2 separate regions of the Homo sapiens genome follow, and region 2 is linked to region 1. Evidence: chromatin loops called from intact Hi-C (ENCODE). Cell type or tissue: sigmoid colon. All regions are shown on one strand. Each heading gives the region's core, and the rest is flanking DNA. Links, peaks and the distances in the headings are about the cores only.

Evidence for each region. Peaks named below come from ENCODE experiments on the same cell type or tissue, not always from the same donor. Only the 100,000 strongest peaks of a DNase experiment are listed, where the experiment ranks them.
Region 2: it touches region 1 in a loop (3-fold over the local background); 3 of 110 quality-filtered maps call a loop at or near these places.

Annotation. Positions count from the first base shown.
Region 1 is chr4:173,649,853-173,655,241 of GRCh38, forward strand. No RefSeq gene overlaps it. Among named protein-coding and RNA genes, the nearest start is that of HAND2-AS1, 120 kb to the left of the region's middle. In sigmoid colon, for the core only: no CTCF peak of the experiment used is centred there; a DNase peak (open chromatin) is centred at 2,579.
Region 2 is chr4:173,570,893-173,576,281 of GRCh38, forward strand. All of the region lies in intron 3 of HAND2-AS1 (HAND2 antisense RNA 1), which reads left to right. Among named protein-coding and RNA genes, the nearest start is that of HAND2-AS1, 43 kb to the left of the region's middle. In sigmoid colon, for the core only: no CTCF peak of the experiment used is centred there; a DNase peak (open chromatin) is centred at 2,639.

The sequences.
Region 1 (5,389 bases), core at 254-5,253:
CTCCATCAGCAACAGGCGTAATCACTTTTAATTCCTACTAATACCATATGTTTAGTAATAATCTCAATACTACTTTAATTTTTCACTTTATAGTCACTGAGTTTGTATGTATATGTATTTAGTATTTTTAGGCTATTTAAAAGTAGCATAAACATCCATGATGTTGGCCTGGCGCGGTGGCTCACGCCTATAATCCCAGCACGTTGGGAGGCCGAGGCGGGCAAATCACAAGGTCAGGAGTTTGAGACCAGCCTGGCCAACATGGTGAAACCCCATCTCTACTAAAAATCCAAATTTAGCCAGGCTTAGTGGCGGGAGCCTGTAATCCCAGCTACTTGGAAGGCTGAGGCAGGAGAAGCGCTTGAATCCAGGAGGCGGACGTTGCAGTGAGCCGAGATCAAGCCACTGCACTCCAGCCCAGGGGACAGAGTGAGACTCCGTCTCAAAAATGAAAACAAACAACAAACAAAAAACAACAACACTAACAATAACAAAACATCCATGACATTTTTAGTATTTTACTGATACATATTACACTATAAATTTGCTTGTAACAGGACACATGAACTGTTTGAGAAATAAAAATTCTATGTACAACTTTTTTTTATGATATAAAATAACCATCTAACTTACCGTTTTAATTTCAGAAGCAACTTCAAAATTTAAGTAGCTGAATTAACTGGATGTTTTATTATTGTTTAAACCCAGCAGATGACTAAAAAGTTGGTAAACTTCTACCACCAGACAAGAGTTTACCAAGCATTCCATTGTTTCACAGTAAACATATATCTAGTTTTGTAGTGTTTAAAAATACTTGGGTTACTTTTAATCTTAAATTTCTTGGTAGTTAAGTTAGATAAGGGTTGATTGCAAACTCTTCCAGATCTATATGGGTCTATGCAGGGCAAATTGCCTGTTTCAGGAGGCTAAGGTTCTGGTACTGTAAGTTTGAAATGAGTGAATAGAGCTAAAGATTAAGAGAAATAATTTTATTATAAAATTTAGACTAATGGAATCAGTGTAAAGACATCACCTTTGATTAAGTCAAACATTAAAACAATTGATTATGTTAATATAATTGATTCTGTTAAACATTAAAACCAGTGTTCACGAGTGTAAAAGTCTTGGGTTAGGTGCTTGTCAGACCAGATAATTTTCCAGTAGAATTATTAATGTATGTATTACATATTTCTCCTATTTAAAATCTGAAATGTTACAAGACTTCCTTCTACGTCATCATGTTAATTTCAAAATATTACCACTTGGTATAGTTATGCCACTCTCAGCTTTAAAAATCTATTTAAATACCCCACTCATATTTTTATGTAGGTAGTATATGTTAATTTTGTGGTCACAATTGGAAACATTTTATTTAATATTTGAAAAGACACAAACTTGCTTTAAATGCTCTTAGAAATTTGAAGTGTGTGATTACTGTAGCTGTATATAATTGACATACACATTATAGATGCCGAATTCAGATGCATGTATTGGATTATAGTAGATAATTTCTCCCCTAGTGGCATGTTTCTGTTAAATCTTTAGGGGTCTATTGGCTGCTATATATAAAGTGTCTGAGGAGCACTAGGTGAATTTTTTTATGTAAAGATATACAAAATTGTAGCCACTTGTTTTTGTGTGATAGAGACAGAAACTGATATAAATGTGGTTGTCCTTGTGGCATTTTAAACAAGCAAAAAGTTAAACTGTCTATAAAGAAACTGCATTTTATACGTTTTATTATTAAATCCACCACTGCTTTGCTGACTAATAAAATGGAAAATGTGTGCTTTTATGGGTTTATAAAAAGGTAAGCTATAGTTTCATGAAAAATATCTTGCACGGATTGAATACAGGTGGCTACTTGTTTAGACTTTGAAGATGTAAACGCTTAGTATGGATGTCTGAAAAAGGTAATCTGGCACAATAAAAAAAATCTTCCGTTCTTTGCTCATCAATCCTTTGGGTATTCCATGTCAAATAAATGCTACAACAATTTATAGTAAAAGTACACAGTGGAAGTGCCAACGTTAACACTCCTTAGGACTGGATACCTGCCAGGGTTTTCACACCAATATTTAATGTGAACTAAAATGTCTTTTTCATTGGAAGTGTGAGAGGAGCTTGCTTTCCTATATTTGGCAACGTGCTTATGTGAAGTATAAAGTCAAATGCCCGTGATGTTCTCTTTATTTCAACCATGATAAATTGTGTTCATTTGTTTAAGTGCATGTGGCAGCTTTAGTGTTCAAACTATAAATTTTGGTTAACTTCTATTGACATGCTGTATTAAACTTAAGAAAAACAAATTACACTTCACCCGTTTTAATTGACTAAATGTGTCAAAAACACAGTAAGTATAACATGAAAGGTCAGAGCCTTCATCTACACTGTAATGGGTGTCATGGCAGGGATCCAGCTTTTCTTGTACATTTCATTTTTCATGAAGTTTTAGGACAAGGCATACGTTTAACATTCACTTCCACTTCTCATTTGGACTTCAAAGTTTATCACAGGCTGTGTTACTACCAAGAACACTTTTCTCTTGTGCTATTTAAAGTTCCCTTCCAACTGACGTGCATGCCCAGAGAATACTGATGTTCTCCTGTAAACAAGGCCTCGGGAATGGATTTTGGCATTCTGAGGAATGAAATGCTGATTTATAAGCACGCCCATAGATCACTGTAGCACTCCTTGGAAAAGACCTGGTTTACATATCTAGTCCCCCCTTCCATGACTGAACCAGCAACCACGTGGCTAGGAGTTGGATTAAACTTGGCACACTGGATTCCTTTGGGATCTGATTAAAGTTACCAGTTTTAATTCTTGAGCTCTGTGTCCAATGGTTTATATAAATCTTTATGACTTCAGTAATTTATCAGCTTGACACCTGATGATTAATATGATTAATTAAGCTCTCGCTCACCTGTTGCCACACACTTCTCTCTTTTTTCCCCAGTATTATCTTTTGGTATGTTATCTTTTGATCTCCTTTCTCAAAATTAGGTCCTTTTCAAGAGTTCAAACATTAGTTTCCAGTGTGAATTTATGTCTGGAAACACTCAAAAAAAAAAAGCAGGTGTTTGGAAAGTGCTATATTTTGTATTGGAGAAAACAGTGATTCTAACTCTAAAAGTTTATTCCATTTTCATTACTATATATAAGAATCTAATTTCTTAGTACACACTTTGCCAATAAGAAACCATAGTTTTACACCAGCATTGTTGGGGGATTATCAATATTTATTCTGCTCGATGAATTTAGGGGAGGGGAAGAATAACAGAGAGTCCTCCTTATCCAAGAAGTTCAGAGAGCTGCCTGATGGAGCCTAATCAGCAGTTTGGATTCTTCTTAAATAAAGGAAGAGACCATCCTGCCCTCCCCTGTACCACACACTAATATCATGAAGATTCTCTAAGAGTGAACCTGGTTTTAAATTACAGGTTGGCAAACTTTTTGTAAAGAGCCAGAAAATAAAACTTTTAGGTCTTGGAGGCCAGCTGGTCCCTGTCGTGACTACTCAACTCTGCCATTGACAGCACAGTCATCGACATTATGTAAACAGATGAGCATGGCTGAGTTCCAATAAATATTTAGGGACAATGAAATTTGAATATCATATAAATTTCATGTGTCATGAAATAGGCTTCTTTTGATTTTTCCCAGCCATTTAAAAATGTAGACACCAGTCTTAGCTTGGGGGCCGTATGGAAACACCAGGTTGGATTTGGCCAGAGGGCCCCACACTGCCAACTTCTTCTCTGGACTAATACAATATTAATTTCTAGGTTATTTCTTCGTTATTTCTAAATTCTAGTTATTTCTAAAGTCCAAGAAGTTTGGAGTAGGGATGCTTTCTTTCAGAGTAATGCCAGCATTCTCTTAAATACAAGCATAGTTTTTCTCCCTTCACTCATGGTTTGGTCAGATCATAAATGCATTGCCATTTGGAATCTAGTCGTAGGGGAATGAGGTGTAGCAAACACAGTTGCTGTCCTCCCCATACTGGCTTGGCACTCAGGTCCCCATGTGTATCCACTCTACTGCTTCCTGCAGCAGGCATGTGAGAATCTGCCTAAGGTTTCTCTGGCCATGGCATGCTTTTGGCTTGTGGGTAGGGCATGCTGGAAGTGCTGTGGCATTAAGGTCTCTTGGGAGTAGGTTTCAGTCAACAGCTGATAGAGTTGGAAGGTAAATATCCCTTGACTGGGGTATCTCTGAGGCATAGTCCGCATTGTCCCCCAAGTTCCTGAGTGAGAATGGAGCTCCACTTGCCCAAAGCTGTGACCTGCCTTGTTTTCTGCTTCACTTCCCTCCTTCCGCACAGGTGCTTCCCAGGATCACCTCCGAAAGAAACCATTTGCTTCCTAGATTCTCAAAAGATGATGAACTCTTATTCTTATTCTTAGTTCTTATTCTTAAATTCAAAAACAGTCTTTTGTAAATGATGAAGGTGGCTGGCGTGAGTTGTACATTTTTTTTTGTTTTTGTTTTTGTTTTTGAGATGGAGTTTTGCTCTGTTGCCCAGGCTGGAGTGCAGTGGTTAGATCTCGGCTCACTGCAACCTCCACCTCCTGGGTTCAAGTAATTCTCCTGCCTCAGTCTCCTGAGTAGCTGGGATTACAGGCGCATGCCACCACACCCAGCTAATTTTTGTATTTTTAGTAGAGATGGGGTTACGCCATGTTGGCCAGGCTGATCTTGAACTCCTGACCTCAGGTGATCCACCTGTCTTGGCCTCCCAAAGTGCTAGGATTACAGGTGTGAGCCACCACGCCCAGCCTTGACTTGTAAATTTTAAATTCTTGCTTTCTCTCGTATTTAGGCAGGGCTTGCCGACTCTCCTTTGTGGACAGTGGGGATTTTCTCTTTCCCTCTTCTTTTTTTCAACCCAAAGGCAGATTTCACAGATATTGTCAGCCATGGAGCATTCCAAGAGGTGGTGTGACATCTCCATCCTGGTCTCAGTGATTGTTGTGCCCTGCACAGCATGATGCATGGCATAAGAAAGTAGGTACAAGGGGATTTTCTGCATTTCCCACCTCTTTTCTTGTTCATCCTGTGAACAAGCCAAAGGATATCTTCATGACAGTTCACTCTTCCATTGCAAAGTGTAAAATTTGAATGAATTAAACTGATATGGCCTCTTTGAAAACCACATCCTTGATGAATTTTACTCTGCACCTAGTCCACTGTGGATTTCCTTACTGGCCCTTGAACTCTGGCCTATCCATTCACTTTTCTTCCAAAGCACCTGTGTTTTATGGTGCTGGGATGAGTTATGCCAAAAAATAATTCTTTTATTTTTTGATCACCTTTAGAAAGTAGTTAAAAGTTTTTCCTTGATAACACTCTCTCCTCCATCCTCCTTTCATTAGCAGAAAGCATG
Region 2 (5,389 bases), core at 189-5,188, 79 kb before region 1:
ATTCTATTTTAGTGTTTCCAGGCTTAGCATGGCCAAAATCTTAAATTCAAACACTGAATCTAATTACAGATCTACATACAAGAAAGATGTTTAGAGTCAGTTTGTCATGATGAGGAGAATTCTATGCCAACAGTTTTATGATTTAATTTTGTTTATTCCTAAAATTCCCAGTCTAATGGGCCTATCCAGGATCATGTCAAACATGGAAATCTTACCATGGTGTGGAGTAATTAGATTTTTTCCCCCAAATTACTTTACCATACGTTTTAATCAATAACTAGCAACATTTAAACTCTTACAATCCTATCAGCTGTAAGAGAAAAGTAAAGGACTAATTAAAAGACCTGTGTCCACAGTAGAAAAAAAATGATGAATCTTTTCATCACTCAGCAGCTTAGGGATGGTCCAAATATATTGTTTTCTTTTTCCCCCTTGGAGTTATTTATTGGTCAGGGGGAGGGTGGACAGAACTGCTTTTGAAGTTAAACATCTTGCTTGGATGAGCAGATATGTTGCATCAAATCAAAGTAATAAAAAGACAAAATGCTTTATTAAATCTTCTTTATCACTATATTGTGCTCCAATAGGATGATCTAATTAAAGACACAGTTGAGCCTCTTTTCATCTGAAGAGGAGTTCACAGGCTTTCATTATTAAAAGGTTTGCACAGAAACAAATACGTGGCTGTATTGCTTCCAAGTTTCTCAGCGGTGCCTCCTTTCTGTTTTGCTGTAATTGTTATGGAAGTCTTGGCTGCCACTTCATGGCTTGATACTAACTAGTCCTTTTCATCTTCAAAGTACCTGTGAGGCATTAACATGACTAATATTTATAATGCCACTCTGAGGTAGGCACTAGACGTCTGGAAGTGTTGTATTCTTTTTGAAGATATGAAAACAAAAGAATTGAAAGTGGTGTCTACTTGAATGCTGATGATGAACATTTGGCTTTCTAGTTCTGAGTTTGCAGATGTCTAAGCTGGCACTTTGTCTTCCTAAGATATTGCTAATTCATTCTGCATAACAGGGGACTCCTTCAAACTCATCACCATAATCCCCATCATCAAAAAAATGTAGAAAAATTAGAGAGAAACGGACTAGTGATTGCCCCTGGGTTGTGATATTCCTAGGTCCTCTCAATTTAATAAGCATTCACTAGGTGTTAAATTGTGTTTTACTTTTTTTTTTTTTTTGAGACTAAGTCTTGCTCTGTCACCCAGGCTGGAGGGCAGTGGCGTGATCTTGGCTCACTGCAACCTCTGCTTCCTGGTTCAAATGATTCTTGTGCCTCAGCCTCCCGAATAGCTAGGACCACAGGTGTGCAACACCATGCCCAGCTAATTTTTGTACTTTTAGTAGAGATGGGGTTTTGCCATGTTGGCCAGGCTAGTCTCAAACTCCTGACCTCAGATGATCCATCCACCTTAGCCTCCCAAAGTGCTGGGATTACAGGCATGAGCCACTGCACACAGCCTTTGTTTTATTTTAATTCCTGAATAATATTAGTCTTGCATAAAATGTCACTCAGATTCTGCTACCTTAGGGGTCAAAAGTAGCTGCTGCATATAGGTCTTAATTGACCAGCCAAAGTGTTTTATAATTTTTTTAAAAATTTGCAATTCTTGTGATGAAGTTTGTGCTCCTTAGTTTACCATAGGCCTTCTATTGTTTTACACAGAATTGATTCTGTGTAATAGATGTTACCTGTATCACTACTGGAAGCATTTGAGTGTACTTACTTAAATAGAGAAGGGAAGGATTATCTTATTTTCTCCAAACCAGGACAAATTCGGTAAGTCAGCAAAATTGATGAATTGTTGAATTTCCTTGACATCATCTCACTCCTGCCCAAAATGATCTCTTCCCTTTTCCCTTTGTCTGTCAAATTTTTATTCTTTCTTTTCCCTTTCTCCATCAAATTCTTATTCTTTTTATTGCAGTTAGCATTCTCAGAGGAGAGTAATCTAATAAGGGAATCCACACTGAGTTGTAAATGACTGCACCAGCTTGACGTTTTACCCCTCCAGAGCTACTGGAAGGAGGATGGTAACCATGGCTTCACCTCTTACATCTGCCAAGCCAGTGGAAATATTTATAGGGACATAACTTTTTTTTTGCATGATTGTAATCTCGCAAATCCAATTATATATTTGTGATTATTGGCTTTTACACTGTGTATATGTAAGGCAAGCCTTACCCTAAAGCCTATTTCTATAAGGTACATTCAGATTTCTACATCAGAATCTAGAAAATTGGAAGAAATCAACAGGAAAATGTTTAAAAAGGTAAGTCTAAAACATTGTTTATTTATTTAGGCTTCTCTCCTTGTGTATGAAAACATATAAGAAGACACCACAAGGGAAGGGAATGTTTTGGGACAGAAAGCAAAGAAAAGCTAGACAGACCCTCTTCCATTCTTACTTCCATTCTGAATTGGATGCTGACCAGCTTGGCCCTGGGAGTTTCAGATGCAGATAGGGTGGAGATTTCCAGCTATGATGAATGATGAATGATCTCAGATGGAGGAGCTGGTCAGGGAACAGCAACTATGCATAAGAAACGTGAAACCTTCCAGTCGTGACCTATTTCAGAACAGAACTGCAGGCTTGAGAGCGGACAGTGCAGCGCAGAGCTGCAGCCTCCCTGTATCTTCTCAGCCATGATCTTGGCAGCTTCTTTGTCTCCTGCCTTTAACTTCCCCTCAGTGGAGTTAAGTCAACCTAAGTCCTCAAGGACTCAGGCAGTCTAAAAGCAAGTCACTTCCTGGGACATGAGCATCTCAGTTAATTCCTTTAGACTTCCATTTAAAATTTTTACAGGTTTTTAGCTTTCATTTAACAATAATTTGTGATCAAGATTAAATTAGAGTTTATTTTACTTTTAGTGACATTTTCACAACTAGTTTGAACTTAGGTCTCTTGCTGGAGAAATATTTACAAAGAATTAACATCAGATTGCATGGTATAAATGCCATGCCATTCAACTATGTAAATAGCAGCTGAGATGTTTAATTGAAAATAAAACACTGGTAAAATGTAAACATCATTTTTGTTCCAGTTGCAATGATGTAGGCTTCATGGTACAAATGAAAGCAGTAACTGATGGCAGAAGTTAGAGTTTGTAACAGGGTCCAATAACTCTCGTGTGTCTGGAAACCCTTTTAGTAACTGCTGTACTCTTGAATGCTGTTCAGTCCACTTCTCAAAACACACTCATTTCTTGTCACAAAGATTGGCTGTTTGAAACCTCCTACACTGGCACTTTAATATACAATCCAATGCACCATCAGGCATTGGGTTCCTGCGCTCATTAAGCTATTTCCTGGGTGTAAATTAGATGTCTCTCTAAATTACTTTATTCTTTCAGGCCACTAAAAGTACACGTGACACCCTATGGCATCAAATTATGCTTATTTATTTATGTATCTGTAACATTGTGTTGTATGGCGCAACCTCTGCAAAACCCTCAGGTCATATCTTGACAAGTATAATATGGGAGTATTAACTGCAACTAGGTTGTGGTATAAGGAATGTATAATTACTTTGGGGACAGTTTTCTAAATATATCTTTTCTTGGAAAGGGGTCCTTTATTCCAGATTTATGGGCTGTAATATGTGGGATGAAATTGTAATACCTTTAGATCCAAACTTTGGTGCAGGTGGAAGATTGTTTCAATGATCCCAATGATTACATAATTTGTCTTTAAATTACATTAATAAAGAGCTTCCATTACCTTTCTTGAAAAACTCTTAGCCACAAAACAATAACTTGCTATGAATAACATAGATCTAAAACCAGACTTCTTACATCAGCTATGAAATCTTTGACAAGTTACTTAACTATTCTACTGTTTGGCTTTCTCATCAATGAAATGGATATGGAAACAATGTCTAGTTCATTGGGCTGTTGTAAATTAAATGAAGTAACATATGTAAAGTGATGAGAACAGTGCTTGGCATGGTTAATGTTATGTATATGTGAATATTATTCATTTAATTAGTTAATATTTATTAAGGATTTAATGTTTTATCATCTACTAAGATGCATCATCTTTCTATATTATTATTATTATCTTTTATGGGAAACAATTCTGTAAGGAAGTAAACCTGATTACAAGCTCTCACTGTTTATTTCCCCTAAGTGAAGAATTAGAATCTCATGAAAATGTGCTCAGATGTAGCAATATTTTTAGTATAAACCCTTTAAAAAAATGTAAAGGGAAGTATCTGGACTTTAGTAAGCACATATGCAATGAAATATTAGTTTGACCTTTTTGAGGTGGAAATGAATATTTATTGGAATAATAATATTTCAAAATATATTATTGTGTTTAAAAATAGATTATAACACAGCAGGCACAGAATAGTTCCACTTTTTAATAAAAACGTAATGCCTATGGATGCATAAATAATCAGCATTTTGACCTTTAAAAAGTTGATTTTATTTTATTCAGATGGTAAAGATATCACCAAGAGTATAATTCTATGTCAAATTGCATTTTTGTCCTCATTTAGTGAAATGTTTATATGCAAATAATACTTTTACATTTTATGTGTTATACAAAGAAAATGAAACTATAAGTTTACGGGGATCACCTAAGGTAAAAAATGAAAAAGATCAAACGTTGGAATTCAATTTAAAATACTATATTCTTTTTTGTTGAGAAATGGTCAAATCTTGTTTTCTGGCATGAGGGTCAAAGATCCCAGGATAGATTATTCTGGTCCCTGTTATAGCCACATCTCTCTCTATGATTGGAGTTAAGTAAAACCCAGGAATTATTTTATGACCTTCCTTATTGCAGCAAAGACATTGGTGTGAGGCAGATCTACTTTGTTTTCCATCCAAGGCATTTCATTTCTGAAGCTCAAAGTGGACTTTGTCAGAAATAGAAAATTATTTCCCCAATTCAAAGGCTTTTTTAAAACAACAAATAAAACTAGCACATTTATAGGCCAGATCCTCCCTCTCCCTTCCCTGGGATGTCCATGTTATTTAGATTTGGAGCACCAGCCACTGTCTTTCGGACTTTGAATCTTGAGGAAGGAATAAGAGCGTAGTGGATGGATGGAGGGCTCGCTGTTGCAGTGGAATTGGGCCGGCCAGCATAGCCTGCCTGGCTCCCAGCTCTGTGGGAACCCTGGGTTCCTAGATATTTTCCCAGCCTGGGCCTCCAGCCTCCCATCATTTCTGCAAGACTCCATATACCCCCATTCAATACTTCTTCCACCTTTTTTTTCCTTATGATAATCAGAGTAGTTTTCTATTTCTTGCAAACAAGAATTTTCATTGATGCAACAAATTTCAAAGCCTGGGTATAAATAAAAGTCAACATTTTACCCTGAATTATCAAGGCGACCAACAGGAACCAGTTGTAGGGTGATGCAACC